Regions from separate parts of the Homo sapiens genome. Here all the other regions are linked to region 2. A link is a contact called in ENCODE Hi-C or POLR2A ChIA-PET data. All regions are on one chromosome and are shown on one strand. The core of a region is the stretch at or near the end of the contact, and the rest is flanking DNA. Distances in the headings are between cores, read along the strand shown. Region 1 has its middle 59 kb from the start of LINC02649. Region 2 has its middle 13 kb from the start of TRV-TAC3-1. Region 3 holds the start of NET1 (neuroepithelial cell transforming 1).

Evidence for each region. Hi-C counts contacts between places; a loop is a spot of excess contacts on that map. ChIA-PET counts read pairs that join two places held with the same protein, here RNA polymerase II (POLR2A). Pooled maps may share reads with other maps.
Region 1: a loop to region 2 is called in a pooled map, with 4 times the contacts of the local background. The contact joins two enhancer-like sites. A Hi-C loop is called at or near these places in 1 of 37 single-sample maps with no recorded cell type and 2 of 50 pooled maps. POLR2A ChIA-PET finds 5 or more read pairs at or near these places in 1 of 52 experiments (Panc1).
Region 3: a pooled map shows a loop between it and region 2 (2.8-fold over the local background). The contact joins the promoter of NET1 here to the enhancer-like site in region 2. A Hi-C loop is called at or near these places in 1 of 50 pooled maps. POLR2A ChIA-PET finds 5 or more read pairs at or near these places in 3 of 52 experiments (GM12878, activated T-cell and activated naive CD4-positive, alpha-beta T cell).

The regions. Positions count from the first base shown.
Region 1 is chr10:6,265,376-6,269,446 of GRCh38, forward strand. It overlaps a transcript of PFKFB3 not described here. Among named protein-coding and RNA genes, the nearest start is that of LINC02649, 59 kb to the right of the region's middle. Within about 2 kb of position 2,041, at least 9 of the 41 ENCODE cell types and tissues checked have a DNase peak (open chromatin) inside an H3K27ac peak, as active enhancers do.
Region 2 is chr10:5,838,698-5,842,522 of GRCh38, forward strand. No RefSeq gene overlaps it. Among named protein-coding and RNA genes, the nearest start is that of TRV-TAC3-1, 13 kb to the right of the region's middle. RefSeq lists enhancers at 1,327-1,626, 1,837-2,016, 2,297-2,346. Within about 2 kb of position 1,719, at least 9 of the 41 ENCODE cell types and tissues checked have a DNase peak (open chromatin) inside an H3K27ac peak, as active enhancers do; they include GM12878, where a contact is called at or near this core.
Region 3 is chr10:5,410,848-5,414,923 of GRCh38, forward strand. It overlaps NET1 (neuroepithelial cell transforming 1), which reads left to right and starts at 1,710. Exons shown (of 12, transcript NM_001047160.3): 1 at 1,710-1,973. The coding sequence starts at 1,846. RefSeq lists a silencer at 1,622-2,051.

The sequences.
Region 1 (4,071 bases), core at 791-3,290, 430 kb after region 2:
TCACCTAATTTGGTATAGTTTCTTAAGCTTTTTGTTTTTCATGATATTGACAATTTTGAAGAATACAAGCCAGTTATTTTATCAAATGTTTCTCAATTTGATTTTGTCTCATGTTTCTCCACTATTATGTTTAGGCTATACATCCCTGGCTAGAATATTATGGAAGTCATGTTGTGTCTCTTGGGGTATCACCTATGAAGGCCTGTCACCCCACCTGCCTCTTGCGGGTAATTATTTTGACCACCTGCCCAAGGTATTGTTCAATTTTTCCACCGTATATTTACTATTTTCTCCCTTGGAGCTAATAAGCAATCTATGGGGAAACACTGGTGCCACGAAGACATCCTACTCCTCATCCAAATTTCTTTTTAAGTTTAGCTTTCACTGATGATTCTTGTCTCAACCAATCTTTGCTATAATGATTGCAGAAACATAATTTTCCAGCTCCACCCCCTCCTTCTGTGTTTATTGTTCAGGATTCTGCTGTCAGGAGGAGACTTCTCTTGTCCTTCATTTTTTTTTTTGTTTTTCTATTTATTATTATCATTTTTTAGAGACTGGGTCTAGTTCTGTTACGTAGGTGGGAGTGCAGTGGCATGATCATAGCTCACTGCAGCCTTGACCTCCTGCGCTCAAGGAATCCTCCTGCCTTAGCCTCCTGAGTAGCTAGGTCTATAGGCTTGTGCCCCACGCCTGGTTATTTTAAATTTTTTTGTAGAGACAAGGCCTTACTATGTTGCCCAGGCTGGTCTCAAACTCTTGGGCTCAAGTGATCCTTCTGCCTCGGCCTCTCAAATTGTTGGGATTACAGGCATGAGCCACTGAGCTTGAGACTGTTTATTTTATGGATTCATTGATTCCTATTATATTTAATGAGTTATAATCCATAGTGTCCTTATTTATTTTGACACTCAAATTGTCCCAGATTTGGGTCATAGGAGCATCTTCAGGCTGGCTCCTGTATCCTTCGGCATGCTCTCCTCTTCTGCTTTGAGGACGTCGTTGATTTCTAGGCCTGTACAATACTCCAGGCTCATCTTGTGCCTTCCCTGTCTCAGCTCTAAGACTGTCGATGTCTCTAACAAGCCCTCGGTCCTAGATCTGGTTGTAGTTGTGTTATTGCCAGTGGGTGTCATTGCTTCTAGGGTGTTTCAGTGGCCAGAGTTGGGATAAATATGTGTGTGTGTTCACATATGCGTAAATAAAACCATACAATAACTATAATATGTATGTGTGTGTATCTATATCTATATATGGTTGTATTATTGGAAATATACATTCATATTGAGATCTCCAATTCTAATTCAATGCAAATGTTCTTCTTTCACCCAGGACTGTCCACATATTTTGCAGAGTCCAAGTAAAATGTAGGACTCCGTTTTCAAAATTTATTCAGTATTTCAAAACAGCAACAGCAGAGCATTAACCCAAATAAAGGGCAAGGGGTCCCTGCCAAACCTGGGGCCCCGCATGATGGCCTTGGTCTCATGCGTGCGAAGCAGGCCTTGCCTCCATTATGCTCACAGGGAGAATGCTGGCTCACAGCATTGACAGCGTAACGCAAGATTGTCTGCGGAATTTGGGGACTATGTGAAAGAAAAAAGCAGAATTTAGAGGTGCTAAATTATAAATCTTTCACCTTTTTTCTCTTGTCATGTTGTTTTTTAAAATTTGCTATTTAATGTTATTCAAAATAAAGAAACAAGTTATTAGCATGAGTTCTACAGTTCGTCCTTATATTGTGCAGTGACAATTTTACATGCAAACATAAGCGCATTTAACTCATAAGTGGGTTCACCACAATCACACAACTGGTATTTCCCAGCTTGTATAGGCATATGTATCTTGTTCTTATGAGAACAATGGAGATATTGTACAAAACAAACTCACTGCTTTTATTCACCGCTTGATAACGCTCATGTTCTGCCATTGCTGGCTACCCTGGACGTACGTACTAATGAGTGAGGAAGGTCTGAAAGGAGAAGGAACTGTGGGTTTCACTGGCTTTCCCTTTCCTCACTTCAGCATGTGTACTTGGCTAATACAGGGAAGTAGGAGGTCAGGATGAGGCTCCTTAGTGGTTAGAGTTTCTTAGAACGTCATTGCCTTCTTTCTGCAGTCAGGGCAAGTTCTGGGTCAAACAGAAAGTGCGGTGTCTCGGGGCTGTTGGCGTTCTTACTTACTCACTTGTAGACATAGCACGCTTCCTTTCAGCCCCTTCTACTCACTTGCTGAATTCCCAGCCATCAAGGCAGCAAGCTTCACTTCTCAAACATCAGTTCAAAGATCAAATTACTGGCCGGGTGCAGTGGCTCATGCCTGTAATCTCAGCATTTTGGGAGGCCGAGGCGGGCGGATCACCTGAAGTCAGGAGTTCGAGACCAGCCTGGCCAACATGGTGAAACCCCGTCTCTACTAAAAATACAAAAATTAGCCAGGCATGGTGGCGGGCGCCTGTAGTCCCAGCTACTCGGGAGGCTGAAGCAGGAGAATCGCTTGAACCCGGGAGGCAGAGGTTGCAGTGAGCCGAGATGGTGCCACTGCACTCCAGCCTGGGTGACAGAGCGAGACCCTATCTCAAAAAAAAAAAAAAAAAAAAAAATCAAATTACTAAGAATTTCAAGCTGGCAATGACAGTGTTAAACCATGTGTAGTGTCCTGAGCATGGGGCCCTGTGCGACGGAGCAGTTCTCATGTCCGCTGCTTTTCAAGGATTTTCCTGTCTCCCCTCCCCCACGCCACTTCCATGGTCTGGAAGCCACAGGCAGAGCCCCTAAGGTGGTTATGTTGAGATTAGGTGTGGAATTCTTGGCATCATTTGAAGTTACTCTGTATCCCAGTAATGCTGAAAGCATGTGTGTCTTATTTGTACTTCTTGATAAACTTCTTTTTGGAGATTGCGTAGAGGGTTTTTAATTCAAGTGGCTGCTATTATGCCTCATGCTAGGAACCTTTTTGGGGGTGCTTTTCTATACTATTATAAAAATTATATAAGGCTAGGCACGGTGGCTCATGCCTGTAATCCCAGCACTTGAGGTCAGGAGTTTGAGACCAGCTTGGCCAACATGGAGAAACCCCATCTCTACTAAAAATACAAAAATTAGCCAGGGATGTTTGCGTGCACCTGTAATCCCAGCTACTCAGGAGGCTGAGGCAGGAGAATCACTCGAACGCAGGAGGTGGAGGTTGCAGTGAGCCAAGATTGTGCCACTGCACTCCAGCCTGGGTGACAGAATGATACTCCGTCTCCAAATAAATAAATAAATAGAAATTATATAAATATATTTAATAAAAAAGACTAGTTAACTTTTTTTTTTGTACTGGATCATACATTCACAAATTTCAAACATAAAGAGGTTAAAGAGGCTGGGTGATGTGGCTCATGCCTATAATCCCAGCACTTTGAGAGGCTGAGACAGGCCAATTGCTTGAGCCCAGGAGTTCGAGACCAGCCTAGGCAACTTGGCAAAACCCTGTTTTTACTAAAAATACAAAAAACTAGCTGGGCATGGTGGTGCATGACTGTAGTCCCAGCTATTTGGGAGGCTGAGGTGGGAGGATCACCTGAGCCCAGGAAGTTGAGGCTGCAGTAAGCTGAGATCGTACCACTGCACTCCAGCCTGGGAGACAAGAGTGAGATCCTGTCTCAAAAAAAAAAAAAAAAAAAAAAGTTAAAGATTTTTAAAAATTCATTTTTTAATTATTTACTGCTAGTATGTAGAAATGACAATTGCTTTTTAAAACAGTAGTTGTCAACATGGGCTCCCCTCCCTGGGTCTTCATCTTCCCTGAATGGCGATTCTTCAGTATATTTTTACTTCCCTATATGCCCAAGCAGATTATTTTTACGTTTTTTTTTTTTCAGCTGTTAGATAAAGATACTGAGATACCAAGAACATAAATAACTTTTCCTAAACAAATTTAAGACTGAATTATAGACTCAGTGATCTAGGATGATTTATGTACTTATTTATTTTCAGAGATGGTTGCCCAGGCTGGTCTTGAACTCCTGGGCCCAATAAATCCTCTTGTCTCAGCTTCCTGAGCAGCTGGGACTACAGGTATGCACCA
Region 2 (3,825 bases), core at 469-2,968:
TATAAAAGGGAATCGAGGCTGGGCGCGGTGGCTCACACCTGTAATCCCAGCACTTTGGGAGGCCGAGGTGGCCGGATCACGGGGTCAGAGATCAAGGCCATCCTGGCTAACAGAGTGAAACCCCGTCTCTATTAAAAATACAAAAAATTAGCCGGGCATGGTGGCGGGCGCCTGTAGTCCCAGCTACTCGGGAGGCTGAGGCAGAAGAATGGCGTGAACCCGGGAGGCGGAGCTTGCAGTGAGCCAAGATCGCGCCACTGCACTCTAGCCTGGGTGACAGAGCGAGACTCTGATAAAAAAAGAAAAAAAGGGAATCGAGCATTAAAGTATGCTACATCATGGATGAACCTTTGCAATATTAAAATAACAGAAGCCAGACACAAAAGGTCACATATTGTGTGATTCCATTGATATGAAATGTACGGGATAATTAAATCCATAGAGACAGAAAGCAACTTGGTGGATGTCACAGGGACCTTTGTTTGAATCCCAACTTTGCCATTTATTGGTGGTCTAACCTTGAGCAGGGCATTTAACCTCTCAAGATTCCAGTTTGTTCATCTGGAGAATGGGGATGACCGTCAAGCCCACCTCAGCAGGGCATCGTATGGGAACTCTGAGCTTGGACCCGCTCAGCAGTGTTTTTTTTTTTCTTTTTGAGACGGAGTCTCGCTTTGTCACCCAAGCTGGAGTGCAGTGGCACAATCTCGGCTCACTGCAACCTCTGCCTCCTGGGTTCAAGTGATTCTCCTGCCTCAGCCTCCTGAGTAGCTGGGATTAAAGGCGTGCACCACCACGCCTGGCTAATTTTTGTATTTTTAGTACCGACTGAGTTTCACCATGTTGGCCAGGCTGGTCTTGAACCCCTGACCCTCCTCGGCCTCCTAAAGTGTTGGGATTACAGGCGTGAGCCACGGCGCCCGGCCCCTGCTTAGCACTTCTGTCATAGGCTCCTGTAACACGTGCCATTTCCAGTTGTTTTGTATCTGGATGTCACGTTAGACTGGACCCCATGTTGGCAGGGACTGCAACCGCTGTGTTGACCACTGTGCTTCTGCCCTGAGCACAGTCCCTGGCACGTTGCCGTCACAGTCTGGGAGGGGAGAATGAAGAGTGACTGCACATGGGTGCGGGGTTGTATTTGGGGTGAGGAGAACACTTTGGAGCTAGATAGCGGTGGTGCCTGCAGAACAGTGAATGTTTTAAATGCCACTGAATTATTCCTTTTATTTATTTATTTATTTTAGTTTTTTTTTGAGACAGGGCCTCTCTCTGTCACCCAGGCTGGGAGTGCAGTGGGACAATCATAGCTCATTGCAGCCTCAACCCCCACCAGGCTTAAGCCATCCTCCCACCTCAGCCTCCGGAGTAGCTGGGAACACAGGTGCACACTACCATGCCCGGCTAATTTTGTTTTTCTTTTTTCGGGGACAGGGTCTCACTATGTTGTCCAGGCTGGTCTCGAACTCCTGGGCTCAAACGATCCTCCCACCTCGGTCTCCCAAAGTGCTGGGATTACAGGTGTGAGCCACTGCACCCGGCCCGAATTTTTCACTTTAAATGGTTCATTTTACGTTACTTGAATTTCACCTCGATAAAAAAACAACAAGGCATCTGAAGTTGTCCACAGGCTTCACACAGCACGTGGAAAGGCGGGCCGGGGTGACTCACCCCTCTGGGGGTCAGGAACGCCGTTCTGGATAACTCGCATCCCCCTGGGGATGTGAGTCTGAGCTGCCCCGGCGAGCGCAGCTGTGTGCAGGGCCCGCAGTTCCTGTTTCCGTCGAGCCTACAGCCCAGAGAAGCGTGTGCTTCTCCCCACGGAGGTGGGTCTCCGTTTCAGGGTCAGACCTGAAAGCATCGGTTGCGTTTGCTGGAGTTGTTGTCAGCATGTTTGCCGCTTTGATTTAGAGGCCGGGATAAAGGGCGATTATCAAAGGACTGCATGTTCCCGGCATGGCCACGATGGGCCCCGGCAGTGTCCCTGGAGGCAGCAAGCTCACTGGACAGGAACAGAGGTGCCATTGTGTGTGGCTAAAGCAGCTAGAAAGTCAGTGCTTCTCTGCTGCACTGTGAGGCGGGAAGAAGATGTATTTCCACCTCGCGGGGCACCTCGTGTCCTGTCTGGGGGGTCTGTGGGCACCAGTGTCCACCCAGGTCCTGCTGCAGAAAGTGGGGAGGCCAGTGGCTCTGGGGCCCTCATTTGGATTTTTTGAGAATTCGTGCCTCCACGCTTTGTCCAAAGCTCTCCTGAAAACCCCTTCGAAAGTCAGGCACAGCCTAGTGAAGGTGCTGTTCCCACGGTTCATGTCATGTGGCCCTGGAAGGTCTCACTCGCTGCAGGTGACCGGGGGGCAGGAGGACATACAGAAAGGCTTCAGCCCACGACTGCCCTGGTGACGCGGGTCATGTCCTCACCCTCACGCCCCCTCATTGCCCCTTTATTTCTGGCATTTCCTTCCTCGGTGGGAGGCCCCCTCTCTGGTGCTGCAAATAAACACCAGACCCCGCCCATCAATCACACCTCTTCAGTGACACAATGACACCCTTTCTGTGCATCAGTGCCCTGTGCTGTCAGAGTCTCGTGACACAGATTCAAACTATTTGGGGATTCTATTTTGGCCAAGCACTGGCCAGTTATTTAACAGGTATGGATTATTTTAACCTTTGTAATTACTGCATAAAGCAGGTGTTACTAAATCCATTGTACGAATAAGGGTACTGACTCAGGTTGGGATTGGCCAAGGCAAGAAGCTGATTAGTGGTGGGGCAGGATTCAAATGTCTGAGTTACTGTTTTTTATACTGTAAGTTCAAAAAACAACAATAACAAAACAAAAACCAAAACAAACAAATAAAAATAAATAAGTAAACTGTAAGTTTAATAAGCTGGCCCTATAAGTAAACCAGTTACTGGAGGCATTCTCCCTCCAGAGCGAAAACAAGAGATTTCTGTGGCAGCTGTCGTATATTTGTAGAGATGGGAGTGATTTGGATAGATTGTTTAACGGTAGGCGCGGGGTCTTCACACAGCCCCTAAATCACCAAATGTGACTGCCTGGTCTACATGCACCAGAAGCTGCTATTTGACAGCTTTACTTAGCGAATGGCTTAATCACGGCATTTCCCCCTCGAATTGATGTAAAGGTGACTCCAAGAGCACAAATTCATTGAAAGTGTTTCTGCCACCATCCCCTTCATGTATACATCAAAGAAAATCAAGAGTAGGATGCCCCTGAGGCCATGGCGTGAGCTGGAATGCTCTTCTCCAACTCATGGTGTTGTCTTCTATATTAGTCTGTTCTCTCATTGCTATGAAGAAATACCTGAGACTGCATAATTTATAGAAAACAAGGTTCAATTGGCTCACGGTTCTGCAGGCTGTACAGGTCGCATAGCACCGGCAACAGCTTCTGGGGAGGCTTCCGGGGGCTTCCAATCATGGCGGAAGGCGAAGGGGAGCAGGCGACTGACATGGCGGGAGAGGGAGCGGCGGCGGGGGGCGCATTTTTAAACAACCAGATCTCATGACAACTCACTACTGTGAGGGATCCAACCCCACGACCCAAACACTTCCCACCACGGCCCACCTCCAACATTGGGGATTACAATTCAACATGAGATTTGGTGGGGACACAGACCCAAATTATTTCATCTTTTGTGAAGCCCAACCAGATCCCCCATCCCTGACACGAATTGCTCCTTCTCTGGTATTTCTCTCCTCCATTAGACTGTGAGATCCTTGAGCTCCGGCACTATATTTTAGCTATCCTTTTCAGTGCTCTTTCAGCGAGAAAAACATTAAAGAATGAAGAAAGGGAGGAAA
Region 3 (4,076 bases), core at 460-2,959, 430 kb before region 2:
TTGCCCTGCTGGCTGGGGTGGCCAGGTTTTATTCCCTTATATGTGCCCTCCCATGTTCCATTTTTGTCCTATCAGAGTGCCCTTTTTTCAATCCTCCCTGTGATTGGCTACTTTTAGGGTCCTGCTGATTGGTGCTTTTTACAGAGCACTGATTGGTGCATTTTACAATCCTCTTGCTAGCTACAGAGCACTGATTGGTGTGTTTTACAATCCTCTTGCCAGACAGAAAAGTTCTCCAAGTCCCCACTCTACCCAGGAAGTCTAGCTGGCTTCACATCTCAATGTTACTCCCTAATTTCTTACTCTTTTTAAAACAAAAACATTTTTCCCTCATGTTATAAAGGTACTGCAAATTCAATATGTCCTTATTTTTAAAAAAATTAAATGCAAAAAATAAAAATAAAAATTTTGAATACCTAAAGTCTACCTAGAGACATTTTAATACATTGACTTTTTAATACATTTAATACATTTTAATACATTATCTTTTTTCTTTGTATAATCTCTTGTAATTCATAACTTTGAATATACTGAATATACCTCTATACTTCATGTTTTTATTTCAAATTACCAGTATACTATTACATACTTCACACTTCATTTTTGTTGGCTGAAAATATTCTTCTCAGTGGATGAGCTATAAATCATTGTTTATTTAGGTTGTTTTAAATGTTTCTATTATAAACAATGTCATTAATAGCTTCATGTTTATATAATTTTATTTTTTAGGATAAATTTCCATAAGTGGAAATATACTGGCAAAAGAGAAGTGTTTTTTTGTTTTTTTTTTTTTGGAGACGGAGTCTCGCTCTGTCACTGGGCTGGAGTGCAGTGGCACGGTCTTGGCTCAATTCAAGCTCCGACTCTCTGGTTCAACTAATTCTCCTGCCTCAGCCTCCTGAGTAGCTGGGATTACAGGCATGCGCCACTCTGCCCAGCTAAGTTTTGTATTTTAGTAGCGACAGGGTTTCACCATGTTGGCCAGGATGGTCTTGATCTCCTGATCTCGTGATCCGCCTGCCTCAGCCTCCCAAAGTGCTGGGATTACAGGCGTGAGCCACAGCGCCCGGTCAGGAGAAGCTATTTTTAAAGACTTTGACACATATAAAGCAATATTTAAAATCAAAGAAAGTGTAATTTGTTTAACAATTTTTTTTTTACTTGAAGCGGTCTTTTATTTTATATTATGTCTTTTGCTGACTTTTACAAGCAAAGGATGAAGTCACTTCATTCTGTTTTGCTAGGGAGAGACTGTGTCATGCTTATTGGAAGACATAAGGGCTCATAATTAGATTTTGCTGGTTCCCTAGAGACAGTCCCGGGAACACACTTGCATAACCTTTGGTAATTGGAAATATATCTCATATTGGCCACGTGCACAATAATTCAGTGTGAATATGGCCAATAAACATGCCTTGTTTACAGGTCATTAGTTTGGACCTCTCTTCTCCTCAAATGCTAAGAAAGATCTGGTGAATTAAAATGCTTCCAGTCCATTTGCCTTGGCCTGTAGTGAAAGTCCTAATGAACAATGAAGGAGGTACCGGGCCTTAGGGACTCAGGGATGCGCTCAGGAGTTAAGGGCAAATTTTCCTAGGTTCTTTCCTAGGCAAGTAGATCCCGGGAGCGGTGGAGGGGCGGGACTCCACGTCTCCTAGGAACCGCTGCGCGCTCACTGATTGGCTGATCGCTGCTCAGCCGCCATTTTCAAATCCCCGGATGACGGCGGTGGCGGCTGCAGTCCGCTGACAGGCGCTTTCTGCCTGGCAGAGGCTGGCGGGCATCGTGCCCGTCCCTGCCGGTCTCCCGGGCACCCGGCCACCGCCCCACCCCCTCCTCCGTGCCATGGAGCCCGAGCTGGCGGCTCAGAAGCAGCCTCGACCGCGGAGGCGAAGCCGCCGGGCCTCTGGGCTCAGCACGGAGGGAGCGACGGGGCCTTCGGCCGACACCTCCGGGTCGGAGCTGGACGGGAGGTGAGTGTGGGGGAGGGGAGGGCCGAACGGGAGGTGAGTGTAGGGGAGCGGAGGGCCGAACGGGAGGTGAGTGTTGGAGAGGCAAGGGCCGGGGGGAGGGGAGGGCTGGCCGGGAGTTGGATGTGGGGGGCGGCGAGTGGGGGTGTTGGTGAGGGCCAGGGGGAGGCGAGGGCCGCTGGGAGGTGAGTGGGGGGTGGGGGAGGTGACCGCGGGGTTGGGGGGGGGGACGGGGGCCGCTGGAAGTGAGGGTGGCACAGGCTGGAGTGACAGTGTGCCTGGCCTTGGACCGAGGTCGGTCCTGAGACCCCAAACTGCGATTTTCCCTGCCTGTGGCAAAGGGGCGGGTTTATTGAGTCTCCTCGCCTCCTGACTGTTTCTCAGGGGAGACTTAGGAAAAACCACAATGGTTTTGTTCTGCACACCCAACTGGCTGTAGGCTGGCGTTCCCAAATGCCTTTGCTCAGACCGAAACTGTCATGGTGAGCACCACGAGAATGGGCTTCCATGTCCTGAGAAAGAAAAGACTAAGGGATAAGTTGACTTCGGGATATGTTATGAGATGCCTATTAGAGAGTTCATCACAACCATTTTCGTGTTTTTTCTTTTTACTTTTTGTGGAAGTATACATTGAAATGAGAGTGTATGACTCGTGTTTGGCTCAGTGAAATTTCACAAAGCGAAGCTCAGGGGATAGCTAGTGAATTAGGAGGAAGGGAACCAAGTGAGAACAGTATCCAGGAGGCCAAATGAAGAAAGAATTTCAAGAAGAGGACGTGGCGAGCTATGTCAGATGTTATTGATAGGTCAAATAAAATGAGGATTAAGTAAAATAAGATGAGGATTAAGCTAGATGAGGAATGAAAATTAAATTTGGTAATGAGAAGAGAGTATTGATCTTAGATGGTTTCCAAGAATGGTTACAATATCGAACTTAGAGTGTTTTGCAACAGGTTGAGAAGAGAATGTGCGATTTGTTCAGAAAATAATGTGAGTGCCAACACTAGGAATATGGAAATGGAAAAATACTCTTGTTACTATTTAAGATTTATAATCTAGTGGGGAAGAAAGATAAGTAGGTTAATAATTATTATAATATGTGATAAAAGTTATTATAGTGATATACACAGAATGCCGTAGATTAAAAGGAACACTTAATCCTGACTGGAGAGAATAGGAAATGATTTCCTATTGTAATCCCTGAGTCTTTAAGGACCAGTTTAGAGAGCAGATGTAAATGGATGATTTCAGGCAGAGAAGCATGTAGAAAGGCCCTGAAGCAAATGAGTCTGATGAGTTCTGGGTATATATTCTATTTTATTACTATATTAACAGTGATATTTGTATAGAGGAGAGGAAACCAATATGGGGAGAAGGAGGAGGTAGTCATGAGAGATGATGCTAAAGAGGTAAGCGCCACATCATGAAGAGACCTTGTATGCCTTGACAGAGTTTGGGTTTTATCTTCATGGTAATGGGGAAATACTGAAAGACTTTAAATGAGCCAATGGCATGACATATTTGCATTTTAAAAGATCAGTTTGCCTTCCATGAGAAAAATAAGCAACATTTTGGAGTCATCTCACTCTTCATATTTTATGAAAACTATTCCCCAAAAATGTGCACATATACATAAACATTTCAGGAGATTTGTGGACCCAGCTGTGTATACCAAATTAAAATTTCCAAGTTTAGCTGATGGATTGGTAGGAAATCAGTCTGCAGTAGTCTAAATGAAAAAATGATTGTTCGAATCTGATAGCTGGCAATGGGATTGGTGAAGAGAAGTTTCACTGCAACAGGAAGACAAGAAAGAATAGAGAGAAATAACACAATTTTGTGGGATAGACTCTTAAGAAAGAATAAATTCCCTTGATGTGCTGTGCTGAGTTAACAAATAGAGGGAGAGGTTGAACAGACAGTAGAGGAGAAAAATGGTTGAACAAGGATCCAAGAAGGCAGAAAAGGACAGAATCCAAATTCAAGGTAGAGGATTTAGCCTAACAAGAAGCTATGGATGATATATAGTTTTGAAGAATGGGGTGTGTTGTGAGCAGGAATTTGAGGACTTTCCCACCAGGCCTCTATTTTTTGTGTGAGGTAGGA